Linked DNA regions of Homo sapiens: region 1 is linked to region 2. Evidence: chromatin loops called from intact Hi-C (ENCODE). Cell type or tissue: PC-3. All regions are shown on one strand. Links, peaks and the distances in the headings refer to the core of each region. The heading gives the core; the rest is flanking DNA. Region 1 overlaps KMT2C (lysine methyltransferase 2C). Region 2 has its middle 23 kb from the start of GALNTL5.

Region 1 (9,412 bases), core at 652-8,651, 210 kb before region 2:
TATTATGAGGACTACGTATTTTTAAATAGAGTGAACCGTGGACCACATAGTTTGGTTTTATACATGTATTTTTTCCCTAGCTAAATTATCACATGCTAAATATTGGAACATAGTTTCCTTTCTACTATTAAGATAAAGAACCACTGTCACTTTTGAATATAACATAAAAATAATGTATAGATCCTGTTTTTATTAAATTTTGACTTGTTGAGATTCCCACACATTTCTCTTTGCTTTTCAGGATTCCCGAGAAAGCACCAAGAGGGTAGAGAAGGACATTGTCTTCTGTAGTAATAACTGCTTTATTCTTTATTCATCAACTGCACAAGCGAAAAACTCAGAAAACAAGGTGAGATTAGGATAATCTCAGCTGATAACAATGTGTAACGAGTGACTTCTGTGTTCTGGGCATATGGGAGTGAATAAAGATGTGTCCCTGCCTTCATGGAGCTCTGTGTGGGGAATCCAAAGCAGGTGCTGACCCGGCAGAGGAGGAGAGGGTGTAGGGAGCCTTGAGTCGTGCTACTCTTTCAACTTAGTTATTTGACAGAAGTGGGCAGAGTTATGTTTTAAAAGTTCAGTAAACAGAACACTAATATTAAAATCTTTAATTTTACCAGTTTAATTTTTTTTTGAGATGGAGTCTCATTCTGGTCCCACAGGCTGAAGGGCATTGGCACCTCTTGGCTCACTGCAGACTCTGCCTCCCAATTCAAGCAATTCTCCTGCCTTAGCCTCCTGAGTAGCTGGGATTACAGGTGCGTGCCACCACGCCCAGCTAATTTTTGTAGTTTAGTAGAGATGGGGTTTCACCATGTTGGCCAGGCTGGTCTCAAACTCCTGACCTCGTGATCCGCCCACCTCAGCCTCTCAAAGTGCTGGGATTACAGGTGTGAGCCACTGCGCCCGGCCGTAAATATCTTAATATTTTAAAATCATTTTTATTGATGTTACCCCAATAGGAAAACCTGTTTAAAGATAAAATTTAAGACTATTTGTGCATTTTAAGAGAAAACACTTTGCTCACAGTATGGTGAAAGAGGTCTGCTTTACTTGATTTTATGTAATTTGAGTGTGTCCAACTAATGGTTGATACAAATGATATGTTTATAATCATGTTTTGAAGGAAGCTTTTCCTGTACAGTAATACTGCCAGTCATTCCTCCATCCAGGTTATTGCTCTGGTATGTCTTTCACAGAAGAACATTCTGAAGACTTATTTTTAACAGGTAGTTGTTTGTAGTATGCCTGTAATAAAATCTAGGCTAGATGACAAATAAATTTAGATCTTAAAATACATCAGCCTAAATGCAAGAAGGATTTTTTTTTTCACCAGATAGTTTAAGTTGGTGTGCAGTCCCTGCCTGATTTGGTATAAGGCATGTCTTTTTTCAGATACCTTGTCAGGATTGGGGCATGTGAAAAGAGGGCAGCCTGTGGGTTGGTGTTTATTAGTTTATGATACTCTGTACCATAAAGTAAATAAGCTATTGGAGATTTCCCCTCAGCTCAACTGTTTCAGCAGCCGGATCAGAGCTGAGAAGCCTCAGAGAAAAGTTAGTATGATTCATTTGTTGACAGGGGCTCCTTCCCTTTCTGTAACATTTACACCAATTGATTAAGGCTGAGATTAACAGATGTGAATTTTAGAGTGGAGATAAGCTCTCAAGAAACGATGCTGCAGCGTTCTTATTTGGTTAAACAAAAAACACTGTTCCATTGTACAAATTATATTAGCTCTTCTGACAGCATTGTGAGTGTGTGTGTGTTTTTTCTTTTTCTGGTTTTAATATAGTTAGAAAGGGGATTGTCCCAGAAAGTGTAAGAGCAGAATATTCTCCAGAATTATGGCTTTGTGGAAAAGGCCTCGAAAGGACGCGGCACAGCTGCCATCACCCGCTCTCTATCCCTGTGCACCTTAGAGCATGGTCAGCTTCTGCGGTGCATGAGCCCCCAGCACTTACTGCTGACTCTCCCTCTGCCCCTCAGGTCACCCATCCTCTTCAGTCATACTGCTCAGCTTCTTGTCTTAACAAGAATTGCTTTCCGGGCTTGTGAATTATTTTTCTTTGTCATGGTTTCTTTATGTTGCCCAGGAATCCATTCCTTCATTGCCACAATCACCTATGAGAGAAACGCCTTCCAAAGCATTTCATCAGTACAGCAACAACATCTCCACTTTGGATGTGCACTGTCTCCCCCAGCTCCCAGAGAAAGCTTCTCCCCCTGCCTCACCACCCATCGCCTTCCCTCCTGCTTTTGAAGCAGCCCAAGTCGAGGCCAAGCCAGATGAGCTGAAGGTGACAGTCAAGCTGAAGCCTCGGCTAAGAGCTGTCCATGGTGGGTTTGAAGATTGCAGGCCGCTCAATAAAAAATGGAGAGGAATGAAATGGAAGAAGTGGAGCATTCATATTGTAATCCCTAAGGGGACATTTAAACCACCTTGTGAGGATGAAATAGATGAATTTCTAAAGAAATTGGGCACTTCCCTTAAACCTGATCCTGTGCCCAAAGACTATCGGAAATGTTGCTTTTGTCATGAAGAAGGTGATGGATTGACAGATGGACCAGCAAGGCTACTCAACCTTGACTTGGATCTGTGGGTCCACTTGAACTGCGCTCTGTGGTCCACGGAGGTCTATGAGACTCAGGCTGGTGCCTTAATAAATGTGGAGCTAGCTCTGAGGAGAGGCCTACAAATGAAATGTGTCTTCTGTCACAAGACGGGTGCCACTAGTGGATGCCACAGATTTCGATGCACCAACATTTATCACTTCACTTGCGCCATTAAAGCACAATGCATGTTTTTTAAGGACAAAACTATGCTTTGCCCCATGCACAAACCAAAGGGAATTCATGAGCAAGAATTAAGTTACTTTGCAGTCTTCAGGAGGGTCTATGTTCAGCGTGATGAGGTGCGACAGATTGCTAGCATCGTGCAACGAGGAGAACGGGACCATACCTTTCGCGTGGGTAGCCTCATCTTCCACACAATTGGTCAGCTGCTTCCACAGCAGATGCAAGCATTCCATTCTCCTAAAGCACTCTTCCCTGTGGGCTATGAAGCCAGCCGGCTGTACTGGAGCACTCGCTATGCCAATAGGCGCTGCCGCTACCTGTGCTCCATTGAGGAGAAGGATGGGCGCCCAGTGTTTGTCATCAGGATTGTGGAACAAGGCCATGAAGACCTGGTTCTAAGTGACATCTCACCTAAAGGTAACGTCTGCCGTTCACATGCTGTGCAGTGCTACTTACTCTGATGTCAGGCTAATGAATGTATTTTGTCAATTTTCCATGTTTGTCTCATGTTAGTTTTATATTTTATAATGTGTATTTTTCATTTACAAATGCCAATGTTTGTGTTCTCACACCTTGCTCTCTTTGCTATACAGTTGTCTAAACACTTTCATAATCAATATATCTTTGAACATACGAGTTGGTGAGGTAAATCCGAGAATGATTTGTAGATAAAGGTTGCCTGTCATTTGCATTGGGGACCTCCTTTTTCTTTTTCTTTTTCTTTTTTTTTTTTTTTTTTTTTGAGACGGAGTTTCTCTTTTGTTGCACAGGCTGGACTGCAATGGCGCGATCTCAGTTCCCTGCAACCTCCGCCTCCTGGGTTCAAGTGATTCTCCTGCCTCAGCCTCCCGAGTAGCTGGGATTACAGGCTTGCGCTACCATGCCCGGCTAATTTTTATATTTTTAGTAGTTTTTAATTTTGTATTTTTAGTATTTTAGGGTTTCAGCATGTTGGCCAGGCTGGGCTCAAACTCCTGACCTCAGGTGATCCACCTGCCTCAGCCACCCAAAGTGCTGGGATTACAGGTGTGAGCCACCGTACCTGGCAGGGACCCCCTTTTTCTTAAAGTCAGTTTCTAGAAGGCAGGAATGACATCTAAATCATACTGTATACATTGTCATAAGACAATGTATAGGAACATCAGATATTACGTAAGTTTAGAGATGGAAATTAAACACTTAGTTTGGACCTCCATGGTTAAGTCTAGATTGTCACTTTTGCTTATGTAGAAAGTACACAAACAAAAGTATGTGGAGCTGCTTTCTTAAGTTTAGCACTTAAAAAAAAAAAGTCTGAAAATACTCTAAAGATAATTCCAAAGAAAATATCAATTTAACATTTTAATTTAAATCTGAGGGGAAAGGAACATAGCTATAGACATTACCAATTAGACTAATCATTTTAAAATCTGGTATGTTATATGGCCACTATGAAAGTAAATGAACTGTTTGCATGAATTTCAGTTACATTAAGTTTTTTCACTTTAATGTCCTTAATCTATTATTTTCCCCAAAATTTAGGTCTTTAAAAAAAATTGCTGCCATTTAATAAACAGGTTCATTAGATTATTACCAAACAGATTTATTAGATTATTGCCCAACAGGATTTATTTGGAAATTAGTAAATCCTTGTGAGTGGTTATTCTTCATTTTGCTCTTGTTTTTTATACTGTATCCTATTTCCTATAAAAATTATGTTTTTGTCCCTGTGTAGGTGTCTGGGATAAGATTTTGGAGCCTGTGGCATGTGTGAGAAAAAAGTCTGAAATGCTCCAGCTTTTCCCAGCGTATTTAAAAGGAGAGGATCTGTTTGGCCTGACCGTCTCTGCAGTGGCACGCATAGCGGAATCAGTGAGTGTCTTGGTCAGGCTTTGAGATTGGAATTGCTTTCCTGATTCAGTGTGACCACTTGAACACATGCTGTAACATTTGTGGCACTCTTCAGAAAGTGACTGAGCCTGTGCATTAACCCGTTTCTCTTAGAGGAATAAGGCATTGGTGATTAATCGGGAGAGCTCAGCCGTGTTGGTATTCACCCAGTTGAGGTAGTTAACCAACTTCAGGTTCTCTTCCAGGCTGGAGGCAAGCAGGGGTGAAGGACACCAGGCTTGTCACATCTTCTGGGTGTGCTGGATGGGTGAGGACACTCTCCTCTTCCCTTGCCTTTCTGAAGTTTCTCCCACCTCAGAATGTCAGTGTGCCCATTTCCTGACACTTGGGTATTTATGGCCACTCTCCTGCCCTCTTCCTAGGATGAAGTCACTAGAGGGCAGTAGATCGCAGCAGCACTGATTTCTGTCCTCTCTTGACATTTCTTTGCTTAAAAGATTACAAGCCTGTTTGTCAGTGAGTCTAACTGAACCATATCTACACAATAGTTTTAGAAAATTGTATGATTCTAAGGCATTGTTTTCAAGAATAAAAATATCATTGGTGTGTTTTCTTTGGACAGGCAGAGGAAACCCCAAAAGCCACTGAGTAATGTGCCTAATTGTTTTCTTTGGAATCGCCCTGCCTAAATGATACTTATCTTTTATGACTACAGAGAAATAAATTTCACAAGCAATGTATTCCAGAAAAGACCTTTAACATGTAAATGACTTTGAGTAAAGCTTGAGTTAACACCTATGCTTTATGCTCCCAGGACATGGAGAGCGATAACCTCATCACATCAGAGTCAAATTGAAAGGAGTGAGAAACGATCAAGAAAGAAACCATATAGATGATTTTTTAACTGTTTTTAATTGTAAAATTCCAGACAGAGATATAAAAGTTGGCATTAATACAGGGGAAAGAACTCAATGCGAATCATTACATGCCCTGTGTTTGTGGGTATTGTGTGTTTCAGTCAGGCCCTGAAATCACACAAGCGTGTATATTGGTCAGCCAGTGTTTGTTGCATGGGCTAATCTTTTTCTTCAAGGAGCATTTGGCAGGGTTTACCTAAGTTTGGCTTTGAAACTGAATTTGCATACTCATATTTAAGTAGATCTACCTGCAGGCCAATAGTGTTAACATAAGCTAGAAGACCATTTTATTATCGGGGAAAACGCTGATGAGTTATTTCTGTCGTGGGCCATCCTTTGACCAGCTTGAGATTGTCTGTAGTCTCCATCAGATGGGGTGACTTTGTGTCTGCTTTGCTTCTTTTCAGCTTCCTGGGGTTGAGGCATGTGAAAATTATACCTTCCGATACGGCCGAAATCCTCTCATGGAACTTCCTCTTGCCGTTAACCCCACAGGTTGTGCCCGTTCTGAACCTAAAATGAGTGCCCATGTCAAGAGGTTTGTGTTAAGGTATTTTGTTTTAACTTCACATAGTACAGCCCAGGGTTTCTAGGCGTATTAGTGGTTTCCTGTGCTTGATTTGTCTGCTGCTTACAAACCCTGCTGTCTGGCTGTGTATGTGCCCAACTACATAAGAGAACTCGCCGTGTGTCTCTGCTAGGCAGCTTTCCATGTATGTTTCTGTCAGTAAGAATCTGAATTAACCTGGTTTTGGGCATTACTCAGAGGTATCTTCAGTTTTCCTTGTATTTTTTTCCTGTTGATATGCCATTGTCTGCAGGCCTCACACCTTAAACAGCACCAGCACCTCAAAGTCATTTCAGAGCACAGTCACTGGAGAACTGAACGCACCTTATAGTAAACAGTTTGTTCACTCCAAGTCATCGCAGTACCGGAAGATGAAAACTGAATGGAAATCCAATGTGTATCTGGCACGGTCTCGGATTCAGGTGAAGAAATACTTTGTGTACAGGAAGTGGAGAGACAGGGTGGAGTCTAGCAATCTGAAGCTATTGATGTCCAGTATGTGAAAATGATTTCACATAGCTGCAGGGACAGAAACGTGTTTTCAAAATCGTATCAAATCCTGTCCCTTGGTAACACTAGGGATTTAATATGTAGTCTTGGGACTTGGTGATTGGCTTCCCCAAAGGGAAAGCAGACCAGTGGAATCCACATCTTTGCATCTTGTTGAGAGCTCCTGGGAGGCAGGTAGCATTGTAATTTGCACACACTGGATTTGTGGAGTGCTCAGTAGAGCTGTTTCAAGCACTTGAGAGAAATACAAATGAAAATATTTTCCAAAGGTACACCAATTTTGGAAGTTACCTTATCTTTTGGAAGCTACCGTTTCATGAAATCAGTGCATGTTTTTTGGTAGACTGTGGACTATCTTACAAGTAAGGCCGTGTATAGGCTAAGCATTTAAGTTTACACCTATAGTCCATACTTCCTGAGCTGCAGACCCAAATATCCAAATGCCTGTTCAGCATTTTTCTCCTTGGATGTCTCAGAATGGAATTACAAAGCTCTTACTTTGTCAAACTTGTCCAGCTCCTAAACCCCGCCATCCTACAAGCTCCTTGCTGAGTGATGTTACCGTTTGTGTACATTGGCCTCAGTACTGCCAGATTAAACCTAAAGCATCATCGAGTTCTGTTTTCTCCTAAAAATTCTCTCAGATCCACTCTTAGGTTTACCAGCCCTATCTTGAGCCACATATCACTTGCCTGTACCACTGCAGGCCTGGCTGTCTCCTCCCATCCAGTTCCCTCTCAGCAGCCAGCAAAGTATCTTTACCCTATAAACTGGATCAGCGTTCCTTTGTCTATACTCATTCAGATTCTTGTTCCTTTGTTGGAACCCTTTTACTCCTCACTAGAAGTTTGTAGGATCTTCTCTTTATTGATATTTGGACATTTCACAGAACTACACCTCAGTGGAGGTCTTTTTGTTGATTGCTTTCCTCCCTTGATGAGCCCTTTCAACCTGGAGCATCGTGACCTTCCGTCTGAGAAATGTGTTTTGTATTCATTCTTTTGCAAGTTCTGCCCCTCTGTTTCCTCTGTGTTTGCACTAAAACCCCTGAGATTCAGGATCTCACAGTGTGGACCTGAGACTAGAAGCAGCAGTGTCACCTGGGAGCTTGTTAGGATGTGCAGGTTCGGGGGCCCCAGCCCAGCCTCACTGAATCCAGCTCTGGAGGTGGGGCCTCCTGGATGATTCTCATGCATGTCAGAGAGTAATTTCTGTCTTATATCCTTTCTCCCCTTCTGTTCTTTGTTTCCTTGTCTCTCTGTTCTTTCTGAGACTTCCTCTACTTTATCTGCTAATCTTTCTTGTCTATTTTTAGAGATTAGCTACGAGCCCTTTCTGCTCTTGATCTTGTTTGATATTTTGTTTTTACATTATGAGTGGAGTATCTGTGTTTTCTCTGCTGTTGCCCCTCTCTGTTGAGCCTCTCTCGGATTCTGTGGGTGAATTAGTGCTTTGCCTCTACTCCTTCCAGTTCTAGCTTTCCCCTGCTAAGTCAATTACTTTTCATTTTAAATAGTCCATTCACTCTTATACCCATTCGTGTTCTCGAGGAGTGTGCTTTTACTGTGATTTTAGTGGGTATCTTAACTGTGTTCAACCTGTCACCTTTAACCTGAAGCATTTTTGAGAGCTCTGGTTTCTGTCTCTTTACTTATTTCATCCTGCCACCCTCCCATCTGTCCACCTCCCTGGGGATCCCGTGGATGATCTAATATGTATCCTGTTTTTCTGTGCTAATATCTTAGAACTATATACACTTTTATGTACATATATAAAAATGGAATCATGTTATATTTATTTTTCTCCGTCTTCCTTTTCTCTGTAATAATCAGAGGTCCCTCTCGATCAACTGACGTAGCTTCATTTCATTCTTTTGAATGGTTACCTGATGTTCCATAGTGTTGATGAACTGCAGTTAAACCATTGCATTACTGATGAGTGTGTATTTGATTTATAATTTTTCTCATAACAAACAGTGTTGCTATATCTTGTACAAATATCACAATGAATTAATAGTTTCACTCCTATGGGGTATATTCCCAAACGTGAGGTTTCTGTGTAAAAGCGTGTGTACTTTTCATTTAAATAGATATTGCCAGTTTTCTAAAAAGTCTCTTACTGCACACTTCTTCCTGCAGCATGTGAGACTGTTTTCTTGTTTCCCATTTGTAGCTGGTGTTACTATTTTTTTGTTTAGTTGGTCTGATAAATATAGACTGATGTTACCTTAATTGAATAGGCAGCTTTTCATGTCCGCCATTTGGATTTGCTTTCATAGGAATTGCGTATTCATATCCTTTGTCCATTTTTCAATTTTTAGCAGTTTACACTATTCAGAATTTTCCCCTACAAAATATCCTTTGCCTACCAGCAAGTGTGACATCTTTTTTCTTGTAAAAGTTACTGTTTATATAAACAAACATACATAATTTTCTGTTGCATCTAGTCTTGGTCAAGACCCTAGATTATATACGGATTCTAGAGGTTTTCTTGCATAACATTTTTAAAATACAATTTCGCTTTCTTCCATTGGATAACCAGTTGTTGAAGGGCCATTTAGAAGTAACCCACTCATTTTTAACTGATTTTCTTTCTTCTTCTTTGAGACAGGGTCTCACTGTGTCGCCCAGGCTGGAGTGCGGTGGCACAATCTCAGCTCACTGCAGCTTCGATCTCCTGGGCTCAAGCGATCCTCTTACCTCAGCCTCCTGAGTAGCCAGGGCTACAGGCGCATGCCACAATACTTGGCTAATTTTTAAAAATATTTATTTAGAGATGAGGTTTTGCC
Region 2 (9,412 bases), core at 888-8,887:
TCTCCTTTTCACTTGAACACTTAGAGGCCATTGCAGGGTTATTAATTGTCCTAATTTCAATCCCCAGGGAACAGGGATGCACAAGATGAGGGAGACAGACAGAGGAATGGCCAGCTGGTGGACCAATTAGAACACATACAACATTTATCAATTAAGTTCACTGTCTTATATGGGACCCCCAAAACAACTACAGTAGTAACATCAAAGACCACTGATCACAGATCATCACAATGATATAATAATGAAAAAGTTTTAGATACTGCAAGAATTACCAAAATATGACACAGAGACATAAACTGAGCATGTGCTGTTGGAAAAATGACACCAACAGACTTGCTCAAAGCAGGGCTGCCACAAACCTTCTATTTGTAAGAAATGCAACATCTGGGAAGTGCCATAAAGCCAAGCATGTTGAATAAAAGCCTGAATTAACTTTGTCAGTGGGCCACTAGTTGACCAGAAATTTTTCATTCTGATGTACTAAAAATCATCTTCCTTTTTTTTTTTGCTTACAGCTTGTGTTTTGAAATTTTAAGAGGTCCTTCCCCACCCTTGGATCGCAAGGAAGTGTGTCATCACCATATTCTGTTAACTTATCATTTTACTGTTCATATTCGGTATTGGCTTCATTTTGAATAGTCCTATGTATGTGATGTTGGTTTTTTACCCCTGCAGACACTGAAATGACTTCTAAATATCCACAAGTAACTCGTCCTTTCCCCACTGATTCCTGGGCTGTCTTTATCATGTAATGATTCCCATGTAATATAGTCTCTCTCTGGGCTCCCTCTCCTGTTCCCCTGGTCTGTGTGTCTGTCCTTGGTTTTGTGTTGTATCTTAATTCCTAGTTGAGCAAGTTTGACTTAGCATTTCATGGATTTTTATACTTCCATAAAAAATTTAAATCAGGGCCAGGCGCAGTGGCTCATGCCTATAATCCCAGCACTTTGCGAGGCTGAGGCGGGCGGACCACTTGAGGTCAGGAGTTCGAGACCAGCCTAGCCAACATGGCGAAACCCCGTCTCTACTAAAAATACAAAAATAAGCTGAGCTTGGTGGCACATGTCTGTAGTTCCAGTTACTTAGGAGGCTGAGGCAGGAGAATCACTTGAACCTGGGAAGCAGAAGTTGCAGTGAGCTGAGATCACACCACTGCCCTCCAGCCTGGGTGACAGAGTGAGACTGTCTCAAAAAAAACCCCAAAAAACAAAAAACAATTAAGTCAGGTTTTCAAAGTCCTTAATAGGATGGTTGAAATTCTGATGGGAAATCTGAGTAGCATAAAGGCATTCTAAGTGGGGAAATGATAGGCGTGAAGGTAGGAAAAATGAGTAAGTCAAGGTTAAGGCACGTGACCCATTTTTGATGAAGCTAAAGGTATCGAGGTATCTTAACATCACCAAGTTCTTTCTCTTTTCACAGTTTAACAAAGTTAAGATCAAGGTATCAGTTATACTTTTATTGTATAAAAGCACATAAGATGACCTATATCCTTTACTCATGCCAAGAAAACTACCTGCTTTACCCACTCTGCTCTTGATGCGCTGTTTAAAAAGCAGTTTCACTTCCATAGCAACACATTCGTTTCCTTTCCACTTCCTGTAATACTTGCTAACTTTCACTTCTGGTTTGTTTTGACTCCTCTATTTTGGAAGTCATTTCGTTTTCAAGTAAAGTAAACATGAACAACTCTAAAATACAACTTATACCTCTGTGTCTTAGTCGAAACAATACAAACACCCTAGCACTTTTCATCTTTAATTCAACTAGACGTTCACTACCAGATGGCATACTAGGCCCGTTGAGTTTTGCATTACTTAGTTCCTTAAAAATAAAAGGAGAGAGGCTGGGGCCGGTAGCTCATGCCTGTAATCCCAGCATTTTGGGAGGCTGAGGCGGGTGGATCACTTGAGGTCAGGAGTTCGAGACCAGCCTGGTCAACATGGCAAAACCCCATCTCTACTAAAAATACAAAAATTAGCTGGACGTGGTGGCACATGCCTGTAATCCAGCTACTTGGGAGGCTGAGGCACGAGAATTGCTTGAACCCGGGAAGCAGAAGTTGCAGTGAGCCGAGATCATGTCACTGAACTCCAGCCTGGGCGACAGAGCGAGACTCCATCTCAAAAACAAACAAACACACACACACACACACACACACACACACACACACACACACACACAACAGGGAGAAATAAAAGCAAAGTGCTCAGGTCAGGCTCTGGTCAAACCAGGGCAAAACAGACAGCTCCCCAGGGAGCTCAGGAGGAATTCCCAGCTCCTGCAGGGCTGAGCAGAGAGACCAGCTGGAGAATACACTTCCTTTTCCCTCTTCTTGTCTTCCACCTGGCCCTTATTTCCATTTCTGCTTTGTCTCCAGGCAGGTGCACACTCCACCTTTTCTCATTGATGTGATGGTCCCCACTCCTCTGTCCTGCCAGATTTAGGTCAGCTGTTCTGAGCACACGGCAAAGCAGCTTTAGACTCCTGCACTGTCGAAAAACACTCGCTGAGCCTGAGTAATTGCAAGGAAAACGGATGCATGCTGTCAGATCCTCCACTGCTATTTTCTCACACTGAAGTCTATTTTTCTTAGGTATCTAGATACCTTTAATTTCCATTTCTCTCACTCCTTTCTTGCCATCTGTTCATTTTATTATTGTTCCTTATTTATACATTAACATTAAATATACTCTTTTGAACGTATAATAATGACTTTCATAATTAAAACATTTAAATGGCTTATTCCTTCTTTCTTCGAACTATTTTTATCTACTTATTTATTTTGAGATGGAGTTTTACTCTGTTGCCCAGGCTGGAGTGCTGTGGTGCGATCTTCGCTCACTGCAACCTCTGCATCCTGGGTTCAAGTGATTCTCATGCCTCAGCATCCCAAGTCGCGGGATTACAGGCATGTGCCACCATGCCCAGCTAATTTTTGTATTTTTAGTAGAGACAGAGTTTTGCCATGTTGGCCAGGCTGGTCTCGAACTCCTGACCTCAGGTGATCTGCCTGCCTCAGCCTCCCAAAGTGCCGGGATTACAGGCATGAGCCACCGCACCCAGCCTCTTTCTTCTGATCTTCGTTCTCAGCTCTCACCAAACTGGCTTAGAGACTTCACTAGGAAGATGTGTCCTCCGCCATCCCAGAATTCTACAGGTAAGTCTTTCACCATCTTTATAGCCCAGTGGTCAAATAGCAGCTCGGGATCAGACAGGTGAGGCTGCATCAGTTTCACTTCCGCTCTGCAGTTCATTATCTGTGTGGCCTTGGGCAGCGTCCGGGACTTCTCTGATTTCCTGTAAACCAGGCTTGCTAATGCTGCCCCCATAAGATTGTTGTCATTTTAAAACAAGAAAATTCAGGCAATTCGTGTAACCTGGTGCTTGGCACATGGTGAAGGCTCGATTAATGGTGGCTACTGCTCCTTCCACCTGGCTGCCCACTGGGAGGACAGATGACAGGAAAGGAAAGAGCTCTGCTGACGGTCGGAAGGTAACGTAGTACCATCCTCTATGAGCAGTAAAGCTGAAGAAGCCCAGTATAATGAGCCAGCACTCCCCTTTTAGGATATTCTAGAAAAGTTCCCATATACAGACAAGGAGGCAAGGCCAAGTGTGTTCACCACAGCATTGTTTGTTATGAGGAAAAATGGAAATAACCTAAATGTCCCAGAATAAGAGAACTGGTAAATATGTTGTGATATTTATACAACCAATAGCATACAGAAGAGGAAAATGAATGAAACAGAAACACAAGGAAAAACTTCAAAAGTATAATATTGTGGGAGAAAAACAGATTGCAGAATAATACATGCAGTGTGACAGTAACTTCTTATAAAATTTCAAACATATAAAACAGCAGTGTGCATTGTATTGGCACACATACATGTAGAGAAGTATAAACATATGTATGGGAGTAATACAGATAAATTCAGAACCATGATTACTTTAGGGAGAGGATATATTTAGGGACCCTCAACTGTATCTATTTTACCTTTTTAAAGGATCTGAAGTAAATGTGGGGCAAAATGTTAAGATCTGATAAAGCTGGTTTGTGGGTGCATGGGTATTTTTATATTATTCTCTATATACATTTAAAAAGTCTGTAATATTTCATAACAAAAAAACTAATGGTCTTACATGTTGAAATAGTACTCACAGAAATTAATTCCTTATAACCTATAACATTCTTCATTGTATCTATTAAATATGATTGGTTTTGGCGGGGGGGCGGGGGGGCCGTGGTTCACACCTGTAATCCCAGCACTTTGGGAGGCCGAGGCAGGTGGAGTCAGGAGTTTGAGACCAGCCTGACCAACATGGTGAAACCCTGTCTCTACTAAAAATACAAAAATCAGCTGGGTGTGGTAGTGGGCGCCTGTAATCCCAGCTACTCAGGAGGCTGAGGCCGGAGAATCACTTGAACCCAGGAAGCGGAGGCTGCAGTGAGCCGAGATCACACCACTGCACTCCAGCCTGGGCAACAGAGCAAGCCTCTGTTAAAAAAAAAAAAAAAGACTGGTGTCTTTTATTTCATAGATGGTCCACAAGAGGGAGATCTAGAATAATTATGTGTAAGGAGAACAGCCTCCTAGGGCTTGTCGGGAGTGCTATGGAAACCAGGTGTCATCGGACAGTCCTACCGCCCTCTGGCAGGAGAGGCGATGCCCCTACCCCTTGTTCCCAAACCTACACAACAACTCCTTACGGCAAAGAGGACACATCACAGGGCGCAGTGACAATCTGAACCGTGTTGTGTTTTCTTGTTTTGTTTTGTTTGAGACGGAGTCTCGCTCTGTCGCCAGGCTGGAGTGCAGTGGCGCGATCTTGGCTCAGTGGAACCTCCGCCTCCCGGGTTCACGCCATTCTCCTGCCTCAGCCTCCCGAGTAGCTGGGATTACAGGCGCCCGCCACCACGCCCGGCTAATTTTTATATTTTTAGTAGAGACGGGGTTTCACCATGTTAGCCAGGATGGTCTCGATCTCTTGACCTTGTGATCCGCCCGTCTCTGCCTCCCAAAGTGCTGGGATTACAGGCGTGAGCCACCGCACCCGGCCTGAACAGTGTTTTAAAAAACACAATGTAACAAATTGTTGGCAGAGTAAGTAACACCCAGCAGCTAGAGGAAGGGAGTTGAGAGTGCAGGCAAACAGGCGCGACCCACGGGTGTCCCTGGCACCTATGGCGGGTGCTCCCTCCATTCCTTTGGGACGCTTCCTAAGGCGCTGTTTTTCTTGTTATTCTGTACACTTGATTCCCTCGAATTCTCAGGAAAATGCTGCCAGCGGCCAATTCACCAGTAAAGAGCTTTTATTACACAATCATATAATAAATATGACCTCAGAGCTGGCTTTTATCCAGGCTAATGCCCACAGAGAGGGGACCGTGTTCTGGCCACCTTTGGAGACTGGGCTTCCTATTGAGGGTTGGGAGCCTTCTCCTAAAGAACTAATCAACCAGAAACCAGAAGTGAGTCTTAGAAAACAGCAGGCACCACCCCTCTGATGTCATCTTTGAAAGAACCAAGAAAATCTTGCCTTTCAAGGATAGAGCTCTCTCCAGTGCAGCTCACAGGAAATTAAGCACTACGTTTCAATGAAGACGGGAGTGAGTGTAAATTCTGATTTCACCACCTACTAATTGCATGCCCTTGGGGAAGCGAATTAGCCTTGTTAAGTCTATTTCCTTTCTTTGTAAAACTAGGAAAATATTACTTACATCATGTGCAAGTTGCTCTAAGAGTGAAATGGACACTAGTAGAGTGGCACATTTCTTGATTCATTTTTAAGAACTGACGGTATACCAGGTCAAGAATTTGCTCCGCTCACACCTGTAATCCCAGCACTTTGGGAGGCAGAGGCAGGCGGATCACGAGGTCAGGAGATCGAGACCGTCCTGGCTAACACAGTGAAACCCCGTCTCTACTAAAAAAAATACAAAAAATTAGCCGGGCTTGGTGGCGGGCGCCTGTAGTCCCAGCTACTCGGGAGGCTGAGGCAGGAGAATGGCGTGAACCCGGGAGGCGGAGCTTGCAGTGAGCTGAGATCGCGCCACTGCACTCCAGCCTGGGCGACAGGGTGAGACTCTGTCTCAAAACAACAACAACAACAAAAAGAATTTGCTCCATAAATGTTAGTTTGTTTTTCCTTTCCCCTAAACAAGGGAGAAAGGAATTAGTTTCATGATGGCTGTCCTGTAGAAGAGATGATGAAAGGCTTTTGCGTTCATATTGGTGCCCCATCACTAACATTATTTGGAGAAAGATATTTCTTTGTATATATGTGTATACAAATATACAGTTATACAAATATACATTGTATGCAAATAACACACATATAAATATATGTTAGGTGTGTGTATGTTTATTATACTATACTCTGGTTTCCAAAAGGGATTTGCATCACTTTAAGAAAAAAAACAAGATAGTTAAAAATCATGCAGTCATTTAAATACTTTTATTCTCTGCTGGTGGGAGTGCCAATCAGCACAACATTTCTGAAATGCATTTTGTTATATCAAGAGTCTTAAAATGTTTATTTCGGACACTTCTAGAAATTTATTCTAAGTAAATATTAAAAATCAAAGGAAACTATGTTTTAAAATAGTTTATTACAAACATTATTTTAACAACAAAATTTGGAAACTTCCCATATGCTTAACAGTGAAGAGAAAAGGTAAATAAATAATTGGAAATGCTATAATATCCAGTGAAAAATCAGGAAATACACAAAAATTGTGTATACAGTATGATTGCAACTATGTATAGCTGTAGAGACACACACACAAAAAGACTGGAAATTATCACCTATAATTTCACCATTTCTTTGTGTGATTCAGTATTTTCAAATTTTGGAAGGTTACTTTCATAAAAGAAAATATAAACATAATATTAAAACAACAATAAAAAATAGTTTCTTTGAGAGAGGTAAGAAAAGATCAATGCCTTCCCAGATGTTGATCCCCCAGCCTGTTTCAGACGTCATCCTGTTTGAGCTAACCGCGGCATCTGACGCTGCAGACCATTCCTGCTTCCAGGAATCCTTTTCCAGTGATGTCTGCAGCCCTTGGCTGTGCGTGAAGAGTGCTGTGATTGATTGATAATGCCTGACATGGGCAACGGAGAGCAGGAGTGGGGCCATGTGCTCTACGCACTTGCCATCTTTGTTCTACGTTTCCCTTGATAATTGCCCTCATTCCCATGGCATCGCTTCTCATGCTCATGCCAATGATTCAAGCCTACATCCCTCTCTCACCTCCTTACCCACCTATTCCACTCCATCTAGTCTTGCTATCAGTCGTCTTGAACTTCACAGGTACAAACTGAACTTTCTTCCTTTTCTCTTCCTACTCAGAAACTTCCCCCTTTTCTCTCTTCCCCCATTATGTCAGTACTCACCTGGTTTTTAAAGGTCAAAACCTTTAAAGGTAAAACCTTGCATCATTCTTATCTTTTTCCATCTTTTCCTCCCAACCCACTGAGTCATGGAGCCCTAGGTGTGACCTCAGAAATATGGAGCTGCCCTGGTCCGGCCTGCGTTGCTTCCACGTCCACCTATTCCAGCAGCTGCCAAACTGGCTTCTCCCTGTTTCTGTCCTCCTCCACTTTTGTTGCCAGGGTTATGGTGTCATCGTCGAAGTAGAGACTCATTTGCCTGCCTGAAGACCTCTGTTGCCACCCTTGGCCGGCTGCTGGTTCACCGACTGCACTTCCCCCGTGCCCGCCTCACCACCTGCTCCCTTGTCCCGCATTGTGGTGGCTCGTGTGCCCGGCTGGGTGCCTTTCTGCCTGCAGGGCCTCTTGTCCTCCTATCCCAGATTTAGTTCAGAGGCCTCTTCTTGGAAATGCCGCCCCAGTGTCCACAGTTGGACGTCCTCTGTGTCCTGCTGGGTGTTCCCTGCAGTCCCCCATTACCTGGGCTGGTGTCTGTGGCTCCTCCAGGAGGCACCCGTGACCCCACCACCTCGGGAGCCCACGGGGCTGACAGCCTGCTCCTAAAAACATGTTGCTGAGGTCAGGTGCGGTGGCTCACGCCTGTAATCCCAGCACTTTGGGAGGCCAAGGCAGGTGGATCATGAGGTCAGGAGTTTGAGACCAGTCTGGCCAATATGGTGAAACCCCGTCTATATTAAAAATACAAAAATTAGCCAGGCATGGTGGCACACACCTGTCATCCCAGCTACTCAGGAGGCTGAGGCAGGAGAATTGCTTGAACCCGGGAGGCGGAGGTTGCAGTGAGCCAAGATCGCGCCACTGTGCTCCAGCCTGGGTGACAGAGGAAAACTCTATCTCAAAAAACAAAACAAAATAAAACAACAACAGCAACAAATGTTGCTGAGTGAATGAATGAGAACAGAGGGGGTTAGATATTTTCACCAGAACCTGAGAAAAGACTGTCTTTGTATTTGAGCATTCCATGTGTACGATATTCCTGGTAGTTATGAAAGATCAGAAGCAGAAGGGATTACACAGTTCTCATTGTCTATTCCCGTATTAGATCTTTAGGAGGAAGAACTGTTTTGGGCCCTAGGGCCCAGTGGCATTTGCTCATTTGAATCCCCTTGTCCAACACCCTCGCCCCAAGCTCCGGGGCCAGCCTGAGGAAGGACACACCGGGAGGTGTGCGTGATGATGACAGGGATAAAAACACCAGTCCTGGCTGAGTGGTGTGGTAGCTCATGTCTGTAATCCCAGCACTTTGAGAGGCCGAGGTAGGGGGATCACTTGAGGTCAGGAGTTTGAGATCAGCCTGGCCAACATTGTGAAACCCCGTCTCCACTAAAAATACAAAAATTAACCAGCTGTGGTGGTGTGTGCCTGTAATCCCAACTACTCGGGAGGCTGAGGCAGGAGAATCGCTTGAACCCAGGAGGCAGAGGTTGCAGTGAGCCGAGATGGTGCCACTGCACTCCAGCCTGGGTGACAGAGCGAGACTCCATCTCAAAAAACAAAAATAAAAACAAAACACTGTTCCTTGTGTTTTAGTCCCTGTCCAGAGGATCCCTGAGATCCCAGCGTCCAAACACCTCCCTCCACCTGATGGGGCCCCAGGGTGGCACAAACGATCTCCTTGGCAGTCCTTGAAGCTTCCTGGGAGCTGCTAGGAGGTGATGGGTGGCAGGTGGCAGGTGGCGATATCGTCCCTCCCCTCTGCCATTTCCCTCCACGCCCCACCCCTCCTGTAGATGACCACTTTGCCCCAGCTCAGAAATGCACCTCTGGTGTAAATTTACATTATTTTTATTGCAATAGTACTTTAAATACACAAATGCAAAGTACTTTAAGTATGTGAAAGGTTGAACTCCTTGTACTTAACTAGGAAAACATATGTACAAACGAAACCTCAAATCCCTGTAGAGTATAATAATTTAATGTGAGGGATGAGGCTCTTTGGCTGAAATACAATCTCT

The links. Peaks named below come from ENCODE experiments on the same cell type or tissue, not always from the same donor. Only the 100,000 strongest peaks of a DNase experiment are listed, where the experiment ranks them.
Region 1: a loop joins it to region 2, with 13 times the contacts of the local background. A loop is called at or near these places in 9 of 110 quality-filtered maps.

Annotation. Positions count from the first base shown.
Region 1 is chr7:152,141,837-152,151,248 of GRCh38, reverse strand. KMT2C (lysine methyltransferase 2C) reads left to right here. Exons shown (of 59, transcript NM_170606.3): 51 at 242-349; 52 at 2,097-3,216; 53 at 4,514-4,650; 54 at 5,954-6,096; 55 at 6,368-6,536. Among named protein-coding and RNA genes, the nearest start is that of GALNT11, 120 kb to the right of the region's middle. In PC-3, for the core only: a CTCF peak has its summit at 5,076 (motif pointing right); no DNase peak of the experiment used is centred there.
Region 2 is chr7:151,928,590-151,938,001 of GRCh38, reverse strand. No RefSeq gene overlaps it. Among named protein-coding and RNA genes, the nearest start is that of GALNTL5, 23 kb to the left of the region's middle. RefSeq lists enhancers at 4,529-4,578, 4,599-4,698. In PC-3, for the core only: a CTCF peak has its summit at 4,564 (motif pointing right); DNase peaks (open chromatin) are centred at 4,601 and 5,421; H3K4me3 peaks cover 942 bases.